Linked DNA regions of Homo sapiens: region 2 is linked to region 1. A link is a loop called in an ENCODE intact Hi-C map of the cell type or tissue named here. Cell type or tissue: A673. All regions are shown on one strand. Each heading gives the region's core, and the rest is flanking DNA. Links, peaks and the distances in the headings are about the cores only.

Region 1 (8,000 bases), core at 1-8,000:
TGCAGAATATCTGGATTGTCTAAAATCTCAGGTGTATCATTTATTTTGATCATGACAATACAAATTTGATGGACATCTACAAACACAGGCACACACACACGAACAAACTCTTCAAGACTTGTTTTTGGGTTTTTATAATGGTCCCCAAAGGATCAAATATGGTACCACATTCTTAGCAGTTTATTTCAAAACACTAGTCTTTTCCTTTGCATCTTAGGAGCATGGTGTCAATGGAAAGCATCAAACTCCGCACTGGAATAGTCAGAAAACTTTTAATTTATTGATGAAAGAGATGGCAGAATGCAAATAAAGACCAATGAGATATTTTTGGGTAGTGTAGTCATAATAGGAATAGCACCTACAGAAGTTTTTATATGGAGATGGTTCTATTTTGATATTCAGTCACATGTGTTTCCAATATATTCACATGCACTCACATGTAATGTAAAGAATTTATGTTAGCTTCGGTATGTGCTTAACAAGAACTATTTCTGAATATTTAGTTATTTTGGACATGCTTAAAAGTGTGTCTTTGTTATATATTCATTTAAATTATTTTTAAAGTTACATGCAGTTAAAAATAAATCTGGGTTAAAATTATCCCCACCACATGAACTTAAGCAAAGCTTCTAATCTCCTAGTCCTTGTTTTTATGAATTTATTATTATCTTTTACCTTAAAAAAATTCTCCCTGTCTCTCAGGGACTCTGTTCTGGGACTTAAATTGCACCCTCCACTAAAGATTCATATCATATTTTCATAATTTTCATATCTATGTTATAACAATTTTTATATAAGTATTTATTTTAGATTCATTTATCCCATTGAATTTGACATCTTCAAGAGCACAGAGCATTCCACTCCCTAGCAGATATTTTTTTTCAAAATCTAGTGGGTAACTAATCCTCAGATAAGTACTGTTTGGTAAATAAACAGACAATAAATTATTATAATATGAAAGATGAGTCATTATGTAACAGGCAATTAGTTATATATCAACCCTTTTCTTGACTCATTTTAATGATTCTTAAAGTTGTGCCTTTGTCATTACATTTAGAGTTCCAAAGTTTTCACTAATAGGGTTAGGGTAGTAAACCTACTACACACCTGGCCAAACATAAAATAAAACATGCTTAGTTAATTTCCAAAGGATCACCTTTGGAAAGAAAAATTTAAAGGAATATTACTAATTTTATATCTTTTTAGTTTTCTTCCTCTCATTTTATTTTTCTTGTGGGAATATTAAAACATTTAGTATGATTTGGAACATCACTTTGAAAGATAAGAAAAATTTTCTTTATGCAATGTACAAATGTCAAAGAAAATCACTTGTATCTGAAAATATAGAAAAAAACCATTGTTAAGCATGGATTAACTAGTTTAGCCAGATGAAATACATATAATTACACATGGAAATTTCTTTTTCAGAGAACAAGGACAATCAAATCATAATTTAGATCAGAAGTGTCAAGAACACTATAATAAAACCTCTAAGTTTATCTTTTTGAGTTATCGAATGTAAATGAGTATTAAATTATCTATAGTAAACCAGATAGTAAAAGTAAACCAAGAGAAAAATACTATGTCCTTTTATACTGCATCTTTGAAAATATTTCCAATATTTGGCAGTTACTAGATTTGGTGGTGTTTATAGATTTCATAAAAGAGTAACAATCTGACTTAATTCTAGTTCTAGTTTTCTATGATGCTGTCAGTTCTTTTATTCTGTAAAAAAAGCAAAATCTACCATGATCAGCTGTGACTTATTCAAGGGGGAAAGAAATCTCAGTTTGTATATAACTCTAGCCTTTTTGCCACCTTTGAATATTATAGATGATTAGAGGACAATTGGGGAAAATGAACAAGATTAGATAGTGACAAATAAATCAATGGTTGTTTTTGTTTTTTTCACATCACCTGTTTGTAATTCAAAAAAAAATTATGCCATAATGAGGTCAAAAGGTATATATTTATTCATTAAATTTTGCTTACAGTTTGGGAATAGCTCAGTTTTGTAAGAGGACAATACTGTTGGTGATATAACACACCACACAGTGCTGCAAATAGACTTTTCCTGTGAGTGGTGTTTTGCTTACCCAGAGGATTAGTTAGATAATCCACATGGAAGACATTGCAAATTAGCTTCCCAGACTTTCCCTCAGTGTGAAGACTGCCATCAGATGCAATGAAAGAATATATCCCTTTAAAAGCTATACAGTTTTATTAATTGCTAAATTGCGTTTGAAAATCAGGAAATAAATACATGTTAACTGCTAACAAGCTGCTCTGTGTTCCCCTTAGTCAGTCTGAGGTAGATAGGAAATGTTACAATTTCCTGTTGATTGGAAATCAATCAACTTTATCATAGGCAAAAAGTAAAATTTTAAAGTCTTACATGAGGCAGTTTACACTTACTGGACCTTTAGATCTTATTCATCTATTTTTCTTAACTATTAATTGAAAAAACCTATATTAACCTTCTCAAAATGAATGTATTAAAAATCGAGAAGAAACAGTTTTGATATTGACCAACTAAACTTCTCAGTAATAAAATTAACCCACAATTCTCTATTTGCTTAAGTCCCTTTTGAGGCCCTGCTATGTAATCAGTCAAGATGTTTGTCTTAAAAGGGAAGACAGCTCAGTTTGGAGCCTTTAAAGTCAGTTTACATTTGCCTTGATTTGAGAGAGTTCTGAAAACCCAAATATAAATATAAAAAAATCAAATAATAGGAAAATGAGTAACAAATATGAATATAAAAAATCAAATAACAGGAAAATGAGTAATTGACATGAATTCTCTGGAAGTAAGGGGGAAAAAGTTTGTTGCTAATTCTTCACTTTGTTCATGGAAAATATGCCAATAGCTTGAAAGAATGGCTAACTCTTTGGTTAACCACCACATTAGTTTTTTTTTTTTTTTTTTTTTTAATGTTACAGTGAAGACAGCAAGATACTAAAAGCTGCTTTCTGCTTTGGAAGCCTGATGTCATCAATATGCTATTTTTGCTCTTTGCCAGGTTAACAGAATTTATTGCAGCAATTAATGCAAAACATATGTGCTAAAATACCCACATGAAAAATATAATTGCCCCCAACTTAATTTGCTACCTTTCAAAAGCCTGTTTTAGCTACCTTTTCTCAATGGCAGGAGTTAAATAGAATACAAGTGCTTTTATGAAAGAAGAGCTAAATCACTAAAATTTATTTTCTCATCTTAAGCAATTTAAAAATTATATTTTAAACGGGGGGAAATTTCCACAGAGACTAAAGTCTACTTTTTGGACCATGTTCTATTTTCTCCTATTACTGACCTTTAAGATAATTCCAATTGTTAATTCACACTTCATTTTTATTACACATAACCCTAAATAATCACACTCTGGTTATATTGTACAATTTCCTCACTATCTGTATGTATGGAATTCCTGACAAAATCTTCTTTCCAGGGTGATGAAAGGAGTGTTTGAGTGTCAGGAAAGGAACACAGAGGTAAGAACGTGTGAAGAAAAGTCATCACAGATATTTTCATCTACTCTTCTGTCCACAACAAATTCCTTTAACTTAGTTTCTTAGTGGGTCCCCCCCACACGCAGATAATCATAACTTATGAGTGTAACTACAGTTCCAAAGTACCCTCATTTATATGGTTTTCTTCAATTTTTCACTACAAATTTCTGAATGTTTCTAAATTATCCTTGCAAAGTCAGAAGACAAATTAGTACAGTCACTGGGATTAAGGTTGAGAAGCTAGTGCTTTTCCTGACAATGATGCCTCCCTAGTTCATAGTCATTTGTGTCTAGGAGAAAACATATGAGGTTAAAATCAAAAGACAAAGACGAGAGAGGGCTTGGCTTAGTTACCGCTTTATTATGATCCATTTTCTCAGTTTCCTCAGTTGTAACAATGGGAAACATTATGTTACCTATTTTAGGGCTGCTTTAACGATTAAATGAGGTTCAGTAAGTCGTGAATGATAATGTAAGGGAAAAATCTATTTGCCAGCAGAGCACTGAGCAATTATTTTCTCAGTGTTGAACACGGCACTGAGGATATATTAGTCTTGAAGTCTACAGGATTTAACAAAATCATCTTTTATGAAAAAGACTGAAGTTCTAACACAGCCACAGAAACATCAGGATCATCCACCCACCAAGCTATCTCGATAGCACAGCTCCCAAAAACCCTCTCTTGCCCATTCCATGTTTACTCCCAATATTGGAAGAGGAAAAATCCTGTTTTAATAAAATGGTGTCAGTCAAACACGGGCTTTGGGAGAACACAGACAACTTTTGAATATGCACAGGGGAAAAGTTTACTGACATCCCCTCAGCAATTACTAGGGGCCTAAAGGTGGCACTAGCAGGTAGTTTTAAAGAAAATTTTTCTAAAAAAAAAAAAAGATATTCTTCATTTTAGTCTAGCGACACCAAAAGAGTTGAATGCCCAAAAGATGAAGAAATAGTAAAGGGATAGGGTTAGAAATCAGCAAGCTGCACAACAGGGCGTATGAGGCAACTCCTGTGAGTCTCAACCAAGCGCACCCAGTAAGAGATGCTTTCTCAATCCGGCAGCGAACCTTGCAGAATATCTCCTTCCCCTGGCTGTCACCTGGTGAACCCATGAAAATGGATGGAAAAGAGACACGCCACTTCCAGACATCAAACTGAAAAGCCTAGCTGACAGCAATGCGAAAGGCGGCAGGGCGATCGTAGATCCTGAATTAAAGTCTATTCCTCAGGTCAGGACCTGCCAGGCCCGTCCAAGGCGCATGGACTCTCTGGCGTCTTACTGACGCCCAGGTAAGGAGGGTCCAGGTGGCAAGGAGTACGCCGTGCTCTCCCAGTGCCAGCAGATCCGCGGCAGCAGGCAGAGGGCGCACGTTTGCCTCTCGCGCGCTCCAGTCTCCTCCTGGCGCTCGTGTTCGCTTAACTTTGCACCTTCGCTCTCCGCTCGCTACAGAGTCTACACCGTCCGCCCGGGGGCAGAAACCCGGAGCAAAAGAGCATCAGGCTGCGCTCGCCCACCCACCCTACCTCGGGACGGAGGCCGTGGCACCCTGGTCGCGCTCCGGGAACTGACTTGGGCAGCCAGGCGCGGAGAGACTTGTGCACAAAGAACCCACTGGCCTCCAGAGGGCTGAGACTGCGTTACGCGCACCCGGAGATGTTTTTTTATGATCTCATCTTTAATTTGATGCAGAGTGAGCAAGCAGTGAACTGTTGAGAGACACCGTTGTTTTCCCTTTGCACCAACGAGCCTGGACCTAGCGGAGAATAGTTTGTGGTTAAGACACCCTGATGGTGGGTGTGGTGGCAGCAAGGAACACTTGCTCATCTCCCTGTTGCCACATTACTGTCTCTACCCGTACGGCTCTGCTTTGTGCTAAAATTTCGCATGACACACTTTTGTAATTTAATGAATTTGCATTATCAAATGTGGAAAGTGTAAGGCGAAGAAGAAGAAAGGCAGTTATCCCCTCCTGTGGCTACTCCTGTCCATGGCGAGGAATATTCACAACAGTTTGTTTGTACAGTGCTGCCACTTGCTTTCCTCCTCCTTCCTCACCTATTATTCTCACTTCACCATGTTGGTTTGGATTATGTGGATTTTCACCCTTTGCTTTGACTGGAACAGCGGGACATGATTTAGAAAATGAAGGGTTGGGGGATGTTCACACTCAGGGCTTCTAGTTTAATAACATCACTTCAAATTTGAGGCTTTATTTGCTGAATTGATTTTGATTCTGTCCACCCCTCCACATGCATTCGTCCAGACATTCAAAGGGGGAAGCATTTTAGCATTTTTTGGCTGTCACTCTTAAAACTTTCCTGGATGAAATATTTTCTTCTGGGAAAAAATCAAAAGTGTGTAAACTTGAGGAGAAACAAAGAAATGCAGCCCCCCCCCACCTCAACCCCATTTTAAGTGTGCGGGGTTTTTAGGGATTTAATAAAAATTGATTAGCCAGATGTTTTACGTGATAAATGCCTTTCTTTTAAGCAAATGATTTATATATTAACATTGGCTTTAAAACCTTTGCTTTTCTCTACTTCTCCAGTTTTCTAATCAACTTTTTTTATTTTCTTTTCTCCTGCAAAAACTTTTTTCTTTGTAATCGACCACCCTCCCCTCTTTTTTTTTTTTTTTTTTTTTTTTTTTTGTACAAAGGAAGCTGGTAGGAGGCAAACTAAAACTTGCTGACTTTCAGATTTTCCTGGAGAAAACCTCCTGCCAGGTTCCAAGAACTACCTGATACCAAGCAGCTGGGAACAGACTTAATGAAATCAAGCAAGTGGCGCACATGTATCCACACCCCGAACACACTGAGGGATGTCTTCCTAGGTGGATTGATTTGTGACTTGGAAGACTTTGCATTTTATAAATGTCACAATATTGCTTTTACTAATATTTCTAAAGTTGTTACAGAAGAGTTAGCTAAGGTTTCCACATTTCTGAGAAGTAAATTTCTAATCCTGGTTTTCTGTATAACTGGATGAATAATATAATGAATGTTTCACACTACTGGTCAACCCTTTATTTAAAAAATCTGTGGAAAGCTACTTGTGTACTTGGTAAAAGCCCTTTATTGACCTTCCGTGATGATAAAATCCAGATCTCTGAAAACAGAACCCAAAAGGAGACACCTGCATCTGTTCTTCTAAATCTTCTCTCAAACAGGAATTAAAGGAACAAGGTTTATTAAATATTTTAAAGAAAAAATGTGCAGGCTAAAAAATAAAGTTGAGGATCTTGACAGAAAATAACTTGTAAAACTTAATGTTCTTCCAAGAAATACACGTTTCCCCTTATATCTAGTATTTATGCCAAACCGAATCATTGAAAGAATGATTCAAATAAAAAGTAGCCCAGATCACAGATTTTTTTTAGTAAATGTCTATAAAACCTTATCGAGTTTGATGATTTGAGGAAAGTTTTATTAATATTTTCCTGAAGATCTTATGACTTGGAAAATGTAACTTTCAAGAACACTTCTTTTTTTTTTCATTTGTGTTGAAATTAGTAAATCAAATATATTTTGGAAATATATTTTGCCTTTAAAAATCATTTGCAAAAGTAACTATTTGATATTTAAAAATTGCATATATTTTATTTCCGAAAAAAATTTAAATTTCTGAAAGGATTTTAACATTAGAAAGAAATTTATTGTGGAAAAGTATTAAAAATGGTCGGACCCTTAAGGAACACACCAAAGTTTGAATGTTAAATGTAGGCAATACATAAAGAATGTTACTAAATCATTTATTTAATAATAAACTTATTAAGAGCAACGTGAGATTACTAAGTTGTTAATATGACCAACGAGCCAACCATAATTCAATTCAAGAAATGAAAAACTTTACCAAAAACTTCCTAAACCTACTAAAAAATGTTAAAAATAACTCTCTAAGATCTGATTCTGTACAATATTTTGTTTTAAATTTTTGTATTAAAGTGTTTTTCATTATAGCTCCCAATTTCTAGTGTTTCATGGAAAGACAACTTTATATAAAATACAACCATGATCTAACACGTGGCAATGGTGTTTTATTACATGTAGTTCCCCTTTTATAAGTCCAGTCACTTCTGAATTAGAAGTATATCCAACTAACTTTTAACCTTAAAATAGGCAAAGAAAACCCTATCAACTACAGTAACAATAATTTAAAAATATAAAATTAAAAATATTGATAGTTACAGTGAAACTGTTTTGTATTGATAAATCTATTGTTATTACTAGAAGATGTAATATCTAAAAGAGTTTATAATTGCTCATTTATGACAAGGACTGGAATAGTATGATTATGAAACATAAAAATAAAGAGATTGAGGTATCCGAGTGAACCTTTTCACCACTCAAATTATTATTATAGATACTAGTCTTTACAAAGATATAGATTCAGAATGAATTAATTTTGTGATAGATTTTGAGAGGTTACAAAAAGTTTCTTTACGGGACATTCAAAATATTATCGTAGCAATTCAGATTGTCAGTAAA
Region 2 (17,031 bases), core at 3,787-11,786, 980 kb before region 1:
ACTGGCTTACAATGGAACAATATAAATATAAATATATATAATGTATAAAGTAAATAAATGTAAGATAAAAATAAATAGTAAATATAATCAAATAAATATAAACCTTTAAGAATAGTCTATGTACTTAATCTCTGGACACCACAGGACAACTGGTGTTTAGTTTTGTTTCTTGTAAACTTTATCTGCTGTCCAAGTAAGAAGCAATAAAGATAAATGTATAGTTATAATTTGAGCTCTATTTTCAACTCTTCTGAGTTTTTAAGGAATTTTCCTTAATAAATGGATATCTAGTTATAATATCTACCAGAGTTGCTTGCACAGAGATGGTCTTAGTTTAATATAGGATTAGTTGGTTTAATTCAACGTAAAGGCTTGCTCCAGCCCAAATTACTGATATGGTAGGCTCTTCATTTATCCTATGTTCCGTCCTCTTAAAACTGACACTCAATGAGAATTGGCAATCATTAGGCCCTTGTTGACATGAATGGGTCACTTCATAAGAACTTGTCATAAGATGGATAAATAGGCTTTCTCGGGTTTCTCTTTCACTCATCTCTTTTTGTTCACTCTCTTTGCACTTCGGAAACTCATTCTTGTTTTAAAGAGCCTGAAGATACAAGAGAAACTGCTCATTAGGTCTTTATGCTTTTTCAGTGGAAACAGCAAATAGCAAAACCTTTAAGAAAAATAATAAACCCATGCTCAGTCTGAAGAACCTATTATTCTTAAAGGCTTTGTTTGCAAAATTCACGATCAGTAAAAGCAAAATATGCTGTCAAAAAGACACTGTGTGTTTACACAGAGCTCAGTAAACTATTTTATACAGTAGTTAAAAAAAACAGTTATGTCTCATCTTCCTTTATAATGTAAGGCACTGCAAATTTCTAGGACTCAAAAGACTACAATAAATGTGCTCCAGGGAAACAATAATATCTCTAAAAATGTGCATATGTATTTTCACCAGAAACATTTACATTAGATTCATTGTATTGGAACAACAATTCTAAGTTTTCTTGCAAAATAAATTTTCTATAATGTACCTAGAAGGCTCAAGAATTAAATGTGATTTGTAAATTCAATGTATATTACAAGGCCAAACACTACCAGTTTGAGTTAGAAATATTATTTTCACTTGAAAGTTTTAATACAGGTTGAACTGAAGACAGAAATTATAAAAAAAACTTATAGAAATTTGATTCAGTCAAAATAATGCCAAAAACTAATTGTGCTGAAGCCTTTCTACCATCCGATAAATAAATTGCTGACAGAGCTTTTGTTTAGAACACAATATAGACTTCCATATCTAACAGGCCTTATTAGTTAGAATGAAATAAAATATTATTTTTAGGACATTGTTCCAGTGTAATAGTCATTTAATGAACTTACTGCAGTTTGGAAAGAGGAAATATTTGAACAAAGCCTCAAATTTCTTACCTGACATAAAAGTTACAAGATATAAAAGTTACAAGACATAAAAGTAGCATAACCTGAGAAGTTTCCATAAACACTGTAATTTATTTCAAACACCAAATTTTGTGGCTGTAAGATAAATCTTGTCTAAATGTAAGACTCAGGAGGAATAATATTTTATAATAAAGGATATGGTGTTAATTAGCAAAATTCTCTAAATATTGAAATGAATTTCTGTAATGTCCCAGAAAGTCAGAATATGTTTGTTTACATTTTTCTGTTTCTAAATGGTTCATTTTAAATTATTCGTTGACTCTCCACTACTAGACATCACAGTGGAAGAAATAATAACTTTGAAATAATAGGCATTGTTTATAAGTGGCCATATGAAAGAGTAGAAAGAACATAAAACCAGGAGTAAGCAGATCTAAGTTCTAGTCCCAGTTTTGCTCCTGTTGGTTGCATAATTTGGAAAAATTCATGTCACCCTTTTGGGTCTCAATTTCCTTTTCACAAAAGGAAGGATTAAGAACAGTAAGCTCTAATACCCTTTCTTGCTGTAAAATTGGTTAAACCTTGTAGTATAGTTTGAAGTCAGGTAGCATGATGCCTCCAGCTTTGTGCTTTTGGCTTAGGCTTGTCTTGGCAATGTGGGCTCTTTTTTGGTTCCACATGAACTTTAAAATAGTTTTTTCCAATTCTGTGAAGAAAGTCATTGGTAGCTTGATGGGGATGGCATTGAATCTATAAATTGCCTTAGGCAGTATGGCCATTTTCATGATATTGATTCTTTTTATCTATGAGCATGGAATATTCTTCCATTTGTTTGTAACCTCTTTTATTTCATTGAGCAGTTGTTTGTAGTTCTCCTTGAAGAGGTCCTTGACGTCCCTTATAAGTTGGATTCCTAGGTATTTTATTCTCTTCGAAGCAATTGTGAATGGGATTTCATTCATGATTTGGCTCTCTGTTTGTCTGTTATTGGTGTATAGGAATGCTTGTGATTTTTCACATTGATTTTGTATCCTGAGACTTGGCTGAAGTTGCTTGTCAACTTAAGGAGATTTTGGGCTGAGATGATGGGGTTTTCTAAATATAAAATCATGTCATCTACAAACAGGGAAATTTGACTTCCTCTTTTCCTAATTGAATGTCCCTTATTTCTTTCTCTTGCCTGATTGACCTGGCCATAATTTCCAACACTATGTTGAATAGGAGTGGTGAGAGAGGGCATCCCTGTGTTGTGCCAGTTTTCAAAGGGAATGCTTCCAGTTTTTGCCCATTCAGTATGATACTGACTACAAGTCTCCAGTAACCAAAACAGCATGGTACTGGTACCAAAACAGAGATACATACCAACGGAACAGAACAGAAGCCTCAGAAATAACACCTCACATCTACAACCATCTGATCTTTGACAAATCTGACAAAAACAACAAATGGGGAAAGGATTCCCTATTTAATAAATGGTGCTGGGAAAACTGGCTAGCCATATGCAGAAAACAGAAATTGGACCCCTTTCTTACATCTTATACAAAGATCAACTCAAGATGGATCAAAGACTTAAATGTAAAACCTAGGACCATAAAAATCCTACAATAAAACCTGGGCAATACCATTCAGGACATAGGCATGGGAAAAGACTTCATGTCTAAAACACCAAAAGCAATGACAACAAAAGCCAAAATTGACAAATGGGATCTAATTAAACTAAAGAGCTTCTGCACAGCAAAAGAAGCTATCATCAGAGTGAACAGGCAACCTACAGAATGGGAGAAAATTTTTGCAAGCTACTCATCCAGAATCTACAAAGAACTCAAACAAATTTACAAGAAAAAAGCAACCCCATCCAAAAGTGGGCAAAGGATATGAATAGACACTTTTCAAAAGAAGACATTTATGCAGCCAAGAGACACATGACAAAATGCTCATCATCACTGGTCATCAGAAATGCAAATCGAAACTACAATGAGATACCATCTCACACCAGTTAGAGTGTCGATCATTGAAAAGTCAGGAAACAACAGGTGCTGGAGAGGATGTGGAGAAATAGGAATGCTTTTACACTGTTGGTGGGAGTGTAAACTAGTTCAACCATTGTGGAAGACAGTGTCGCAATTCCTCAAGGTTCTAGAACTAGAAATACCATTTGACCCAGCGATCCCATTACTAGGTATATACCCAAAGGTTTATAAATCATGCTGCTATAAAGACACATGCACACGTATGTTTATTGTTGCACTATTCACATTAGCAAAGACTTGGAACCAACCCAAATGTCCAATAATGATAGACTGGATTAAGAAAATGTGGCACATACACACCATGTAATACTTACGCAGCCATAAAAAAGGATGAGTTCATTTCCTTTGCATGGACATGGATGAAGCTAGAAACTATTATTCTCAGCAAACTGTCGCAAGGACAGAAAACCAAATACCACATGTTCTCACTCATAGATGAGAACTGAACAATGAGAACACTTGGACTCAGGGGGGGGAACATCACACACCGGGCCTGTCATAGGGTGGGGAGCTGGGGGAGGGATAGCATTAGAAATACCTAATGTAAATGATGAGTTAATGGGTGCAGCAAACCAACATGGCACATGTATACCTATGTATCAAATCTGCACATTGTGCACATGTACCCTAGAACTTAAAGTATAATAGTAATAAAAAATTGGTTAAACCATACTAATCACTAGTATCTTTGTCTCCAAGAATCACTGATGAATTACACATGAAATTAAAGCATATATTTATTAAGTAGTTTAAAAAATGTATTGTGCTGAGTATTGGTGAAGAGGAAATAAAGGATGGAAGTAAACTTATTGGTTCTTTTCATGACCCAAAGCTTGAAGTTCTATGGAGATAACCAGAAAAATTCCTCAGGCAAACCCAAATTTCCCCTTTTCAGTGGAAAAGCAGGTATAACAGTCTTATGTCAACCCAATTCACCTGTGCAAGTTTGCTGGCTCTTCCTGAATCCTCTCTTCTTTTTTGTTTAGTACATCCCATTAACTTTCTCATTCCACTAGGTGGTACTGGATTCATTAGTGCCTTGCTGTGTCATCTTGGTTGTCACCTGATTTTGAAGTGCTTTCTCCTAAATGTATAGAATATTAACTCTGTGTATGTCCTACCTATGATGTGAGTGGCAGAGAGTAGATAAAACATATCAAATTCTTGGAGACTAGGTTTTAGTATCATTATTGAGGTAGCATTATTTGATAGGTCATCCAGCTTAAACAGAGAGTTGACTACTGCAGATTTTTCCATGTGTTAGCAACCTACTTGGAATGATTGAGATGACATTTATGTTTGACTGACTTGTAGAGTCTGGCCTTAGGGACTGTTTTGAAAAGAGTTTGCTTAATTGAAATTTCTGTGTTATGATTTCCCATGTCGAAGCAACTAAGTTCACATTCATTGGTAGTTGTTGAGTTTAGAAAAAACAAAATGTTTGAGTCCTTACAGTATACATGTGACTGTGAACATCAGTCTGCCAAAAAAGCTCTGAGCAGCATGAAACACAGACCCTGACTTGTGCAGGAAAAACTGCCAGACAGAAAGAGAATTATTTGAAATATCAGGGTTTTATGCATTGGTTCTTTTTGCCTTAAGGGAAAGAAGCGGATGTAAAGACATCTGGAAAGCTTTCATATAGTGAGATTTTACTTATCTACCTCTGGGTAGATAGTTTTAATTTCCAAACTCTTTAACTGTAAGGGGAATACATTTGCTCATCACTCTATGGTGTATTGTAGGAAAGAGAGAGGGCAAGACCTATTACAAATAACAGCCCAATGTGACTGTGTCTTCCACATGCTGAAATTAAAGATTTTTTTTTAACTGGAGAACATAAGGGTACCTAAGAGACTTATTTACGTAGTAGTGGATATTAAACTTAAGCCCTTTGTCCATTCTGTAGTGTGAATTGGAGAACATTTTCTGTTTTTCCATCTGCATCTGTTTGCTGTGATAGATCATTGACATTACTTCAATACAAATAAATAATATATGTTTTTAAAATACAACAAGGAAAATAAAGGATTGCAGTGGGACTTGCAATTAGGACATGTGATATAATAGTTCCTCTTCCTTTTAACTCTTCACTGTTATTTTTTTTGTATCTGAGTATTTTACTTTTGTGCTAATTTGAGAATTTGTGCTTGTTTTTTTTGTGTGTGTAACTCTTCTTTGATTGATAATATCAAACTTTACAATTTTTGCAAATGAGTTACAGATTCATTTGTAGAAATGTGTGTGCTGAGAACTACTGGACTAGACCAGAGGTTTTCAAAACACTGGTATAAGAAGTAAAGATCAGAAAGTCTGAGAAAAAAATTTCTCTGATGAACAGACATTGTAAGAAAGAAGCTTCAGTTGTTGAGTGCACACCTTGCATGCTGGCTTCTGTTGTTTATGGGAAGAATTCCTAACAAAACTGGAAAAAATCAGAAAATATATGCATGGAATTTTAACAAGATAGATTTTGAAGTGCTTTTGAAGATAAGAGTTATTTAGGAATAATACAGATGGCTAAAAAAGAAAAAAAAATCTCAAGGTGAACTTTAACTTAGTACAAGTGGCCTGGAAATGATAGTGTGTTATAAACTGTATTCTGGAAATATACATCTGAAACAAGTTTCCTACTTTCCAAGCCCTTACAAACTTCAGTCATTCTACCTAGAATTATGACTAGTCATTCCGTAATTATATGCAAAAAAATAAAATAGAATACGGAACTGCTAAGCCTTATAGCTTGAGTTTCTAAAATGATCTGGGCTGTTTTAATAGAATGTTAAAATATTTATTGCCATGAATAAGCATCTGTTGGTTTGACCTCTCTAAAGTTTTTCTAAAGGAAAAACTTCTCTCTCTCTTCTTGGCTATTGGTTTTCTTTAGTTATTGAGCATTTTAGTTGTAGAGGAGGAGGAGAAACTTCAAAGATATTTCTCTGCCAGGATATCAACAGCTTAAAAGAAGCTACATTGTTTACAAATTTCTTGATGGATTGGTCTCAAGAAATCCCGAGTTTACGGAATTGTTTCAAGTTAAAACTGCTATTGTGAAAACGGTTTGCATACTTTAATTAATTTCTTTTGATTTTAATTTTCAGTAGTGTGAACTTTATACAATTATGACTCCTTTACTATTTATATGAACTGCAGTGCTTTGTAGTATCTATTCCTCATGGAGGAACAATTTACAGATGGCCTATATATTGTGATTTGCTGTAATGGTATCTTTTTCTTTAATATAGGACTAGCAATAACTGTTTTAAGAAGTAGATAAGAATATGCAACAAGAAAGTTTTTAGGCACCACACCCTGCTTTGGCTGATTATCTGCTCCTGCCTCCTTACAGGTAATTTAGACTTATTTTGTGTGGATGGCAGAAAAGCAAAAGATAGAAATAGTTCTCTCTGAGAAGCAAAAAGGAAAACAGTGTCTGACATATAGGAGCTCTTTCAATTTCTCCTTTGGAGGCCAAGAGAGAAAAGAAGAAAGAACATAGGAGGAAAGAGAAAATACACATGAGATCTCTTACTTCACCAACGTAGGTGACTTTTGATTCCATACTCCTTAATTGTAATAAGAATTATCTTAATTAATTATGTTCTGTATTGTTGGAGGAGAAAAGGTCATTCACATCTAGTTTTATATGTATAAGACAATTTACATATTCTTTTCTCATCTGTCCCTAAACTTAAGCATAATTTTGAATTTTATATGTAATTTTTGTTTTATGTTAAAAAGAAGCAAATAATACATATGAAATAAATTGCTTTTTATTTTAACTGGCATTGTCAATTTTATTCTGAATTAGTCAACACATTAATGATATATCTTTTAATATCATTACTTGGAAACTTACAAATTACTTGTGGAAAGTATTTCAGAATTATAGGTGAAATTATTTTGTGGCATACTGAAATAAATTTTGAAAATTGAAAAAAATCTTTGTTATAAGTCATTTGCAACCCTATATGAAGATTGAAAAATACTGCCTTATAGATACGCAGAGGTGGTGACAAGCAGAGGTGACATAGAATAGCATATATCTATCTAGTCATTTAAAGGAGATAGTTTCATTGATTCTAGGTAGATTTGTTCTTCTGTTAAATTGTTTTTTCTTTCCATATAAATGTTGTAGATTATGTTTGTTTAGTTTCTAGAAAGGACAATAATGGCTGCAAATCTCACTTAGATTGTTTATGTTTTGGAAGCCACATTTTGAAGAGGGGTGATCTATCTCATTTTTAAAAACAGTCTTGTTTGTTCTCCCTGCAGCAATCAGTTTATATCACTAGGGGTCAGTCTACATGAACAGATGTCCATATATATCATGGTTTTAGGACAGTGTTATCTCATTTCATGTAGTGTTTTTTCATTTGGGGATATGGACACTTACATAGTAATATACAGCTTCTTGCAGCTTGAATTTTCTAGCTATACTCTTGACAGGACATTTCTCCATGGATTTCCGTATGTAGTTCAAACTGTTCTTTTCCCTTAGCTGCCTGATTTCTTTGTCTGATGTCAGTTGAGAGCCTTCATCTAATTTAATATGCAGGAACAAAAGAATGGCTGATAGCAACGACAGGATCATGGTCAGGGTGTTTTCAAAGCCTTTGTGAATGGACTGAAGGTGACAATTGCTCCCGGAATGACTGGATTTGGGGTATGTCTGACACGTATAGAGGAGGGTGACATTGCAACTATGATGCCGTATCTAACTGCTGGTTTCTATTATTTTCTTTCATGTTCCCTCTGCCTCCTGGAAGACATGGAAGTCTATCTTCACCATGCACCGTTAAGTTTTTCTTGGGCAGGTATGGCATCTTAACCGTCCTTATTTTTACAGTACTTAGCACAATGTTTGGTGTATAGTCGGTAGTGATCATGTTTTCTTAATTGAACTGAACTTGGTAAATGCTAGTATGCCAGAATGACCTACTACATAGTTACTTTTATTGGCAGATAAATGTTACACATTAATGGATATGCCCATGTAACAATGGCCAAAAATAGAACGACCCACTCTACTTTTTCTTTATAAGGATGGAAAAGAATGTACATAGTTTATAAGTAATTGGAATAATTTGGAGCTCATATATAGCCAATAATTGTTCTAAGAAGAATGCCTTCTAATCATTATTATTATTTTTTGGCTTATGGTAACAGAAATTTATTTCTTACGTTCTAGAGGCTGGAAATTCCAATATCAGTTTGCTAGCATCTTTGGGTTCTAGTGAGGGCCTTCTTTCTCCATAGACAGAAGTGTCTCACTGCAGTCTCACACGAATGCCTTCTAATTTTTAGGCAAAACTCAGAGAAATATTCTCATGTCTTAAACTAGAAAAGGCATTCCTGTTAGCTTAGAAACAATAGGTAGTTTTCTGAATACAAGTCTTTTCTGTTTGTTCTCATTAATGTTAAGTTTAACACTACATTGGTCATGTTAGAAAATTAGTTTAAAATCATAGAATCCAGCTTTAGGAATTGGAAAGAACTTATTATTTATTTAGCTCACATCATTGTGTTTGTAGAAAACCTTTTCACTTTTCAACAGAATGAGCATGAGAGTTTTTTGAAGGCCTATGGCTTTAGTAATTATACTTAATGATATCTTACATGCATAAATTATTATATATATAAAATATACTGTACTAAATTATACACTATATTAGACTGTGATCAAAGATGAGATTCAATTTGTGACCACTGGGAGTCACTGTGTAGCTGTCACAGCTAGGAAGGCCCCCACACCATCCACACAAGCTTGCTGGGCTACTGGGGAGATAACACGCTCTTCTCTTTCTCCCAACCTCTGGCATTTATCCATTTGCCAACTGGTAGTTATTAAGTACCCACAGAAAGCTGGGTGCTGTGTTAAATGAGGAAACACAGTGAGAACAAGCTGCCTATGTAGCTAGCCACGCCCACCATCAAAGCTCTTTAAAACTCCTTTATGACTTGGTTTCAATATTCTGGTACATTTATTTATGAAAAATTGTCTTTCCTGCTAGAGATCTTTAAGAGATACATATGTGTTTTTATTTTATCTTGTAATTGTTTATCATATTGGCCAGTATATAATAAATCCTTAAGACATATTTGTTGAGTGACTAGATGCTATGCCAGTTATTTCCTCTAGTTCTTGGATTTGGTTGCTATTTCTTCTTAATTGCATTACCACTTAGTTATTGCAACTTACCCTGCATCTTTATCCTCTAATGATGTTGTAATATGAAATAGAAATAGGTGAACAATTTTCTTTCATGTCAATTGTTTTTCCTCCTTTATTCTGCCATAACAATTTAGGGGTCTTATTTATATCACATCAAAAATGAATGACATCAGTTATCAGTGACAACAATAACAGCCTCACTTCTGTAAGTGGGGACTAGAATTGAACAATGTATACAAAAATGTGTGTGGTATTTGAAAACAGCATTAGTTATTGGAAAGAGAAATAAGTTCATAAGAGGGAAATTTACATTTTAGTTTCATATCTTTCATGGATGAATAATTTCAGTATAAAGGATTGTGTTACTGCTCACTGCTTCCCTTTCTCTATTTGTAAAATCCATTTAATGCCTATTAAATGCCAGATAGAGACCAGGCTATATACTAGGTGTTGCGGAGAGTACAAAGATAATTTAACAGAGCATAATGCCTTATGGTGCTGACTGTACAGTGTAAAAGAAATAAATAAAACTGAACTTTTAAGGCAGTATTTAAGTGCCAAATAGGTGGAAGAGACTATAGAAATTTAGATATGTGATTCCATGTAGCTTAGATCTGTCATGATTGCCTTTGGAAGAAGTCGATTTTGCTTTTGGCTTTAAAGTATCAAGACACTCCATTTGCTGGAATAGAGAGCAGGGGGCATTTTGGGGAGAGTTGTTCAGGGATGTCTTGGCAATAATGAGTACACCTTATGCCTGAGGAGAAGAACATGTATAGGAGAAAGTACAGAAAAGTTTTAAAGAAGTGATGAGTTTATTTAATAAAAATCTTGAATATATTTTTAATCATGAGTTTAGGGACCATAACGGATTATGCTTAAAATTGGGTTTTGAAGGTCACTCCTTATTTGATATCCTACTCCTCTTGCTGGAACAATTGGTTCTTAGTAGGTACTGCATCTAGAGTTACTGTGTTCAGTAGCTTTTTCCTGAGGTACTAATGATACAAATCTAAATATTGCCAGAGGTCTCGATTTTCTTGCAAAAGTGTTGCATGTCATCCAAAGAGCCACTGCCTTTGAGTGGGTACCTCTGGAACATTCGAGATCTGAAAATAACCCACTGTTTGGTCACCTAATTTGTTACAAAGAGAGCGAAGAGCTCCAAGTCTTATCCTGGATTTTCAGCTTCCCCTTCGGCTTCTATCAAAAAAATGTTCTCCAGGAAAACTTTCTGCCAGACGAACCACCACAGATGCTGAGCTTGTATGATAAAACACTGGGGTGCTTGAGGATAAACTGATGGCAGGAAAAGTTGCTTGTTGAATTAATTCATTTAGATTTACATCTCTCTTGTAACTATTAACTAGCAATGTGCACTTCAGGTAAAAATACAATTCTACTCCTTTTCTATTTACATTCTTCTTACCTTCCCTCCTTCAAAGGACTGACAATTCAGGGGAACAACACTTAATTCCTGTAACTGAGAATAAACATTTGTTCCCATAACTGCAGAAAGACTTCTGTTCCTGTTAATGCCAATGGATTTTTAGTCCCATTAAGGGAAATAGCTCTTTATTTTCATTAATGTTGTAGAATGAGACGGCTGGAAGCTCACAGGTAATAAAGACCAGATAAACCGATTCAAAGAAGAAAACCATAAAGAAAACAATTGATTCATGGTAATGATTTTTTGCTTGTCCAAAAAGTTTCTATAATTATTTTTTCTCCCATGGAAGTGATACTGAAGAAACTTATAGAAAATGTATGTGTGTGTGTGTGCGCGTGTTTGTGTTTGTCTGATTTTAGGCTGTTTATTTTATGAATTACTTTACATACTCTGATCTCTTGTTTAAAAAGCACATTGTTAAAGCTACAAAAGGAGATCAATCACACCTTTTAAGTAACAACTAGAAGGTAAATAGAGTGTACAAAAACATCTTACTTTTCATTCAAAGGACTGATAAGAAACTGCTAATCCTATGTGTATCTCAGGCTTGTAGTATAATTGGGGAAAAAATTCTCAACAGGTATATATTACTTAATTCAATAGGTATTTGTACGGATGTTTCTATTTATTTTGGAAAAATAATATCAATAAATAAATTGTAATAAATTGGTCCCTAAGTAATTTCATGCAAATGTATTTAAAAAATTATTATGTGATTGTACCGAAATAGTTCCTTATGAAAAAGATAGCAGGAATTTTTTTGGTTTATTAACTTTTTAAATATTACAAATAACCTTTACATATATAAAATATAAATGATATTTAGTAAGCCTGGATTTTTCATGTATCAGGTTCTCTTAAAATTGGTCAAATAGGCAAATTTGTTTTATTTGGTATGGGGAATCTCTTTTATTTGTTTTGAGGCACCTATAGCTTTTCTTTAAAATGTTGCCAAAAATCATATTTATTGGTGAGCTTGGCCTATTGAACTACAAGAACAGAGTAGATATACTAGATATAAAAGCCATTAAAACAAATTAAAATTAAACAATTTGGTCAGTCATGAGCTGAATTTTTTTTAAAACACAGTTATTTGCAAGAATTTTCACTTTAAATATAAGTTGTGGATGGTATGAGGCCAAAACTCTGTAAAATATAGCTACAATACACAATACAAAAAATCAAATGGGCCGGGTGCGGTGGCTCACGCCTGTAATCCCAGCACTTTGGGAGGCAGAGGTGGGCGGATCACTAGGTCAGGAGTTTGTGACCAGCCTGGTCAAATGGTGAAACCCTGTCTGTACTAAAAATACAAAAATTAGCTGGGCGTGCTGGTGGGCGCCTGTAATCCCAGCTACTGGGGAGACTGAGGCAGGAGAATTGTTTGAACCCAGGAGGCTGAGGTTGCAGTGAGCTGAGGTCCTGCCATTGCACTCCAGCCTGGGCAACACGGTGAGACTCCGTCTCAAAAAATAAATAAATAAAATTAAATTAAAAAATCAGATGAACAAATTTGACAAATCTGTGAAGTTATTAAGTACAAAAAAAAGGATGGTGAAAATACCTAAGGTATTTTACTTTCTATTCTCCAAAATCCCTCATGGGTTGGGCGGGCTGGCTCATGCATGTAATCCCAGCACTTTGGGAGGCCAAGGAGGGCAGATCACCTGAAGTCAGGAGTTTGAGACCAGCCTGGCCAACATGGTGAAACTCCATCTCTACTGAAAATACAAAAATTAGCCAGGCATGGTGATGCGTGCCTGGAATCCCAGCTACTTAGGAGGCTGAGACAGAAGAATCCCTTAAACCAAGAGGTGGAGGTTGCAGTGAGCCGAGATCGCACCAGTGAATTCTAGCCTGGGTGACAGAGTGAGACTCTGTTACAAAAAAAAAAAAAAGAAAGAAAAAATCCCTTACTGAGTATGTATTATAATTTATCTTTGTATTTCAAATCTACCTCTGCCTGCACACCCATCTGTCATCAGGGTCTAGCACTGGCTGGCAGTAAATCTTATTGTGTGAAAGGAATAATTCAATGAGCAAAACAGTGGTATAAGTGTAAACTGAGCTCATATATTGCCATTTGGTCTTGGAGCAGAAGAAAAATCATTTTATAAATAAATAGTCATTTGTCTCCAAATATTCCTTAGATAAATAGAGTGGTAATTTTCAGGTTATATCCCACTGAGAGCATAAATAAATTTCTCTTTTAAAAATACATTTTTTCTACCAAGCAGTGAAAAAAAAATACTTTAGGAAAAAACAAAACAAAACTAAGAAATAAAGTTAAAAAGAGCTTTAGAAATTATTGTACTGGTCAATTATAATAATAACAAATAATAAGAAATAGAGTTAAAAGAAGCTTATAAATTATTGTACTGGTCATTAATAATAATAATTAATAATAATGGCCAGTACATTTTCTTCAACATATAGATGGGGAAACTGAGCTACGCAGAGAGGTAAACACATTTGTCAACTTTCTTCTTTTATTCTGGAAAACATTTTCCTCATGCATAAAAGTAGCGTGTAGCATAGAACTCTGCTGTTCAATGTGGTAACCATGAGCCATGACAAAGCACTTCAAATTTGGCTATTGACACACGTCGAAATGATATTTTGGGTATATTGAGCTAAATAAAAATAATTTAAAAATGGATTTGACTTATTTATTTTTACCTTTTAAAACTGCTTACTAAGAGATTTGAAATTACACATGTGGCTCACCTTATATATTTTTGGACAGTGCTGGCAGTCCATAAACCCTGTAGAATAGTAGGTACCAATACCCACTTCAACAGTCATCATGGGTCACCTTGTTTCATTAATACCGTATGTACTTTAGCACTGCCCATGGTCATGCAGATAATTAGTCCCAGATTTGGCATGAACACCTGGTTCTTGGCTATTGTTCTTTTTACTACTATTAATTGAAGCATTTTGTGTGTGTGTGTGTGTGTGCATGCCAGTTTTACACCTCCTAATTATTTAACCCTATATTTCTTAGTTTTACTGATTTTAACAGCTTAATAATGTATTTATTTATGTTTATTTATTCATTTTCTTTGTTGTTTATTTTAATTTTATTGATAAAAATTTTTAGATTAAATTCTCCAATTTACTTTTACTAAGTACAGTGGATTCATTTGTAGATAGTTGCTCATTTTCACGCGTGGCTATGTGAAGAGACCACCAAACAGGCTTTGTGTGAGCAACAAGGCTGTTTATTTCACCTGGGTGCAGGCGGGCTGAGTCCGAAAAGAGTCAGCAAAGGGAGATAGGGGTGAGGCCATTTTATAAGATTTGGGTAGGTAAAGGAAAATTACAGTCACAGGGGGTTGTTCTCTGGCGGGCAGGGGCGGGGAGGGGGTCACAAGGTGCTCAGCAGGGGAGCTTTTGAGCCAGGATGAGCCAGGAGAAGGAATTTCACAAGATAATGTCATCAGTTAAGGCAGGAACCAGCCATCTGGATATGTATGTGCAGGTCACGGGGGATATGATGGCTTAGCTTGAGCTCAGAGGCCTGACATTCCTGTCTTCTTATAATTAATAAGAAAAATAAAACGAAATAGTGGTAAAGTGTTGGGACGGCGAAAAATTTTTGGGTGTGGTATGGAGAGATAATGGACGTTGTTTCTCAGGGTTGCTTCGAGGGGTATTAGGGGCGGTGTGGGAACCTAGAGTGGGAAAGATTAAGCTGAAGGAAGATTTTGTGGTAAGGGATGATATTGTGGGGTTGTTAGAAGAAATATTTGTCATGTAGAATTATTGCTGATGGCCTGGATACGGTTTTGTATGAACTGAAAAACTAAACGGAATAAGAGAAGGAGAAAAACAGGTATTAAAGGACTAAGAATTGGGAGGACTTAGGACATCTAATTAGAGAGTGCTGAAGGAGGTTCAGCATAGCCTTGCAAGCAAATATTATTTATTTACTTTAAGAGTTAAGAGTGGCGGTTTGGGGATAGCAGCAGGAGATATCAGCTGTGATGGCTTGGAGAAACAGTGTAAACCGGCAGTGTAAACAAGAGCAGGGCATGTATGAGTAGTTGAGAATGGTGAATAGGAGTATGATTAGACAGAAAATAGTAGGGATGACAAGTTTTGGGGCACAGTCCAAGTTGATCTGGTGTCTGGGATGAGACTGGGGCCTAATAAAAAGAGCATCTATACAGGAGATCAAATGGGCTCCTGTTCACCTTGTAGCATTCTGAGAACAGGCCTGAATTCTTAGAGGGGAAAGTGGTAAAAGTATTCTCTAGTCCTTTTTAAGTTGGTGGCTGAGCTTGGTAAGGTGTGTTTTTAAAAGACTATTAGTCCGTTCTACCTTTCCTGAAGACTGAGGACTGTAAGGGATATACAAGTTTCACTGAATACTAAGAGCCTGAAAAAATGCTTGGCTGATTTGACTAATAAAGGCTGGTCTGCTATCAGACTGTGTAGAGGTGGGAAGGCCAAACAAAGGAATTATGTCTGGCAGAAGGGAAGAAATGACCATGGTGGCCTTCTTAGACTTTGTGGGAAAGGCCTCTATTTATCCAGTGAAACTGTCTACTTAGACTAGGAGGTATTTTAGTTTCCTGACTTGGGGCATGTTGAGTAAAGTCAATTTGCCAGTCCTGGGTGGGGGCAAATCCTTGAGCTTGATGTGTAGGGAAGGGAGGGGGCCTGAATAATCCTTGAGAAGTAGTAGAATAGCAGATGGAACACTGATAAGTTATTTCTTTGAGGATAGATTTCTACGATGGAAAGGAAATGAGAGGTTCTAAGAGGTGGGCTAGTGGCTTGTACTATAGCATAGCCTGCCTTTGCTAGTGAGTGGCTATTAGGCCTGGTGGAACTGCCATCAATAAACTAAATGTGATCAGTGTGAGGAACAGGAAATAAGGAAATATGGGGAAATGGGGTGAACATCAGGTGGATCACAGAGATACAGTCACGAGGGTCAGGTGTGGTATCCAGAATAATGTGGGAGGCCAGATTGAAGTCCGTGCTGGGAACAATGGTAATCGTGGGAGACTCAACAAAGAGTGAGTACAGCTGAAGGAGCTGGGAAGCAGAAAGTATATGCATCAGGTATGAGGAAGAAAATAGATTTTGGAAGTTATGAGAACTGTAGAGAGTGAGTTGAGCATAGTTTGTGATTTTTAGGGCTTCTAAAACTATTAAAGCAGTGGCAGCCACTGCATGCAGACATGAGGGCTAGGCTAAAGCAGTAAGGTAAAGTTGTTTGGACAGAAAGGCTACAGGGTGTGGTCTCAGTTCTTGTGTAAGAATTCTGACTGCACTAACCATGCCTAGGAAGGAAAGGAGTTGTTTTGTAGAAGGGATTGAGGTTTGGGAGATTAGTCTAACACGATCAGCAGGGAGAGCACCTGTGTTTTTATGAGAATTATGCTGAGATAGGTAACAGATGAGGATGAAATATGGGCTTGACTGAAGTAATGGGGGCTGTCTGTGAAGCCTTGTGGCAGTACAGCCTAGGTAATTTGCAGAGCCTGATGGGTGTCAGGGTTAGTCCAAGTGAAAGTGAAGAGAGGCTGTGGTGAAGGGTGCAAAGGAATAGTAAAGAAAGCATGTTTGAGATCCAGAACAGAATAATGGATTGTAAAGGGAGGTATTGAGGATAAGAGAGTATATGGGCTTGGCGCTATGGAGTGGATAGGCAAAACAATTTAGTTGATAAGGCGCAGATCCTGAACTAACCTGTGAGACTTGTCCAGTTTTTGGACAGGTAAAATGGGGGAATTTTAAGGAGAGTTTACAGGCTTTAAAAGGCCATGCTGTAACAGGCAAGTGATAACAGGCTTTAATCTTTTTAAAGTGTGCTGCAGGATGGGATATTGGCATTGAGCGGGGTAAGGGTGTTAGGTTTTAATGAGATGGTAAGGGGTGCATGATTGGTCGCCAAGGAGGGAGTAGAGGTATTCCATACTTCTGGGTTAAGGTAGGGGGATACAAGAGGAGGATGG

The links. Peaks named below come from ENCODE experiments on the same cell type or tissue, not always from the same donor. Only the 100,000 strongest peaks of a DNase experiment are listed, where the experiment ranks them.
Region 2: it touches region 1 in a loop (5-fold over the local background); 10 of 110 quality-filtered maps call a loop at or near these places.

What each region holds. Positions count from the first base shown.
Region 1 is chr3:89,111,650-89,119,649 of GRCh38, reverse strand. The region is part of intron 1 of EPHA3 (EPH receptor A3); the gene reads right to left. Among named protein-coding and RNA genes, the nearest start is that of EPHA3, 8.0 kb to the right of the region's middle. RefSeq lists a silencer at 4,857-4,966. In A673, for the core only: CTCF peaks have their summits at 4,675 and 4,881; DNase peaks (open chromatin) are centred at 4,969 and 5,209; H3K4me3 peaks cover 1,157 bases; H3K27ac peaks cover 3,456 bases.
Region 2 is chr3:90,083,923-90,100,953 of GRCh38, reverse strand. No RefSeq gene overlaps it. Among named protein-coding and RNA genes, the nearest start is that of EPHA3, 980 kb to the right of the region's middle. RefSeq lists an enhancer at 16,374-17,031. In A673, for the core only: CTCF peaks have their summits at 7,725 (motif pointing right), 8,948 and 9,148; DNase peaks (open chromatin) are centred at 7,723 and 9,243.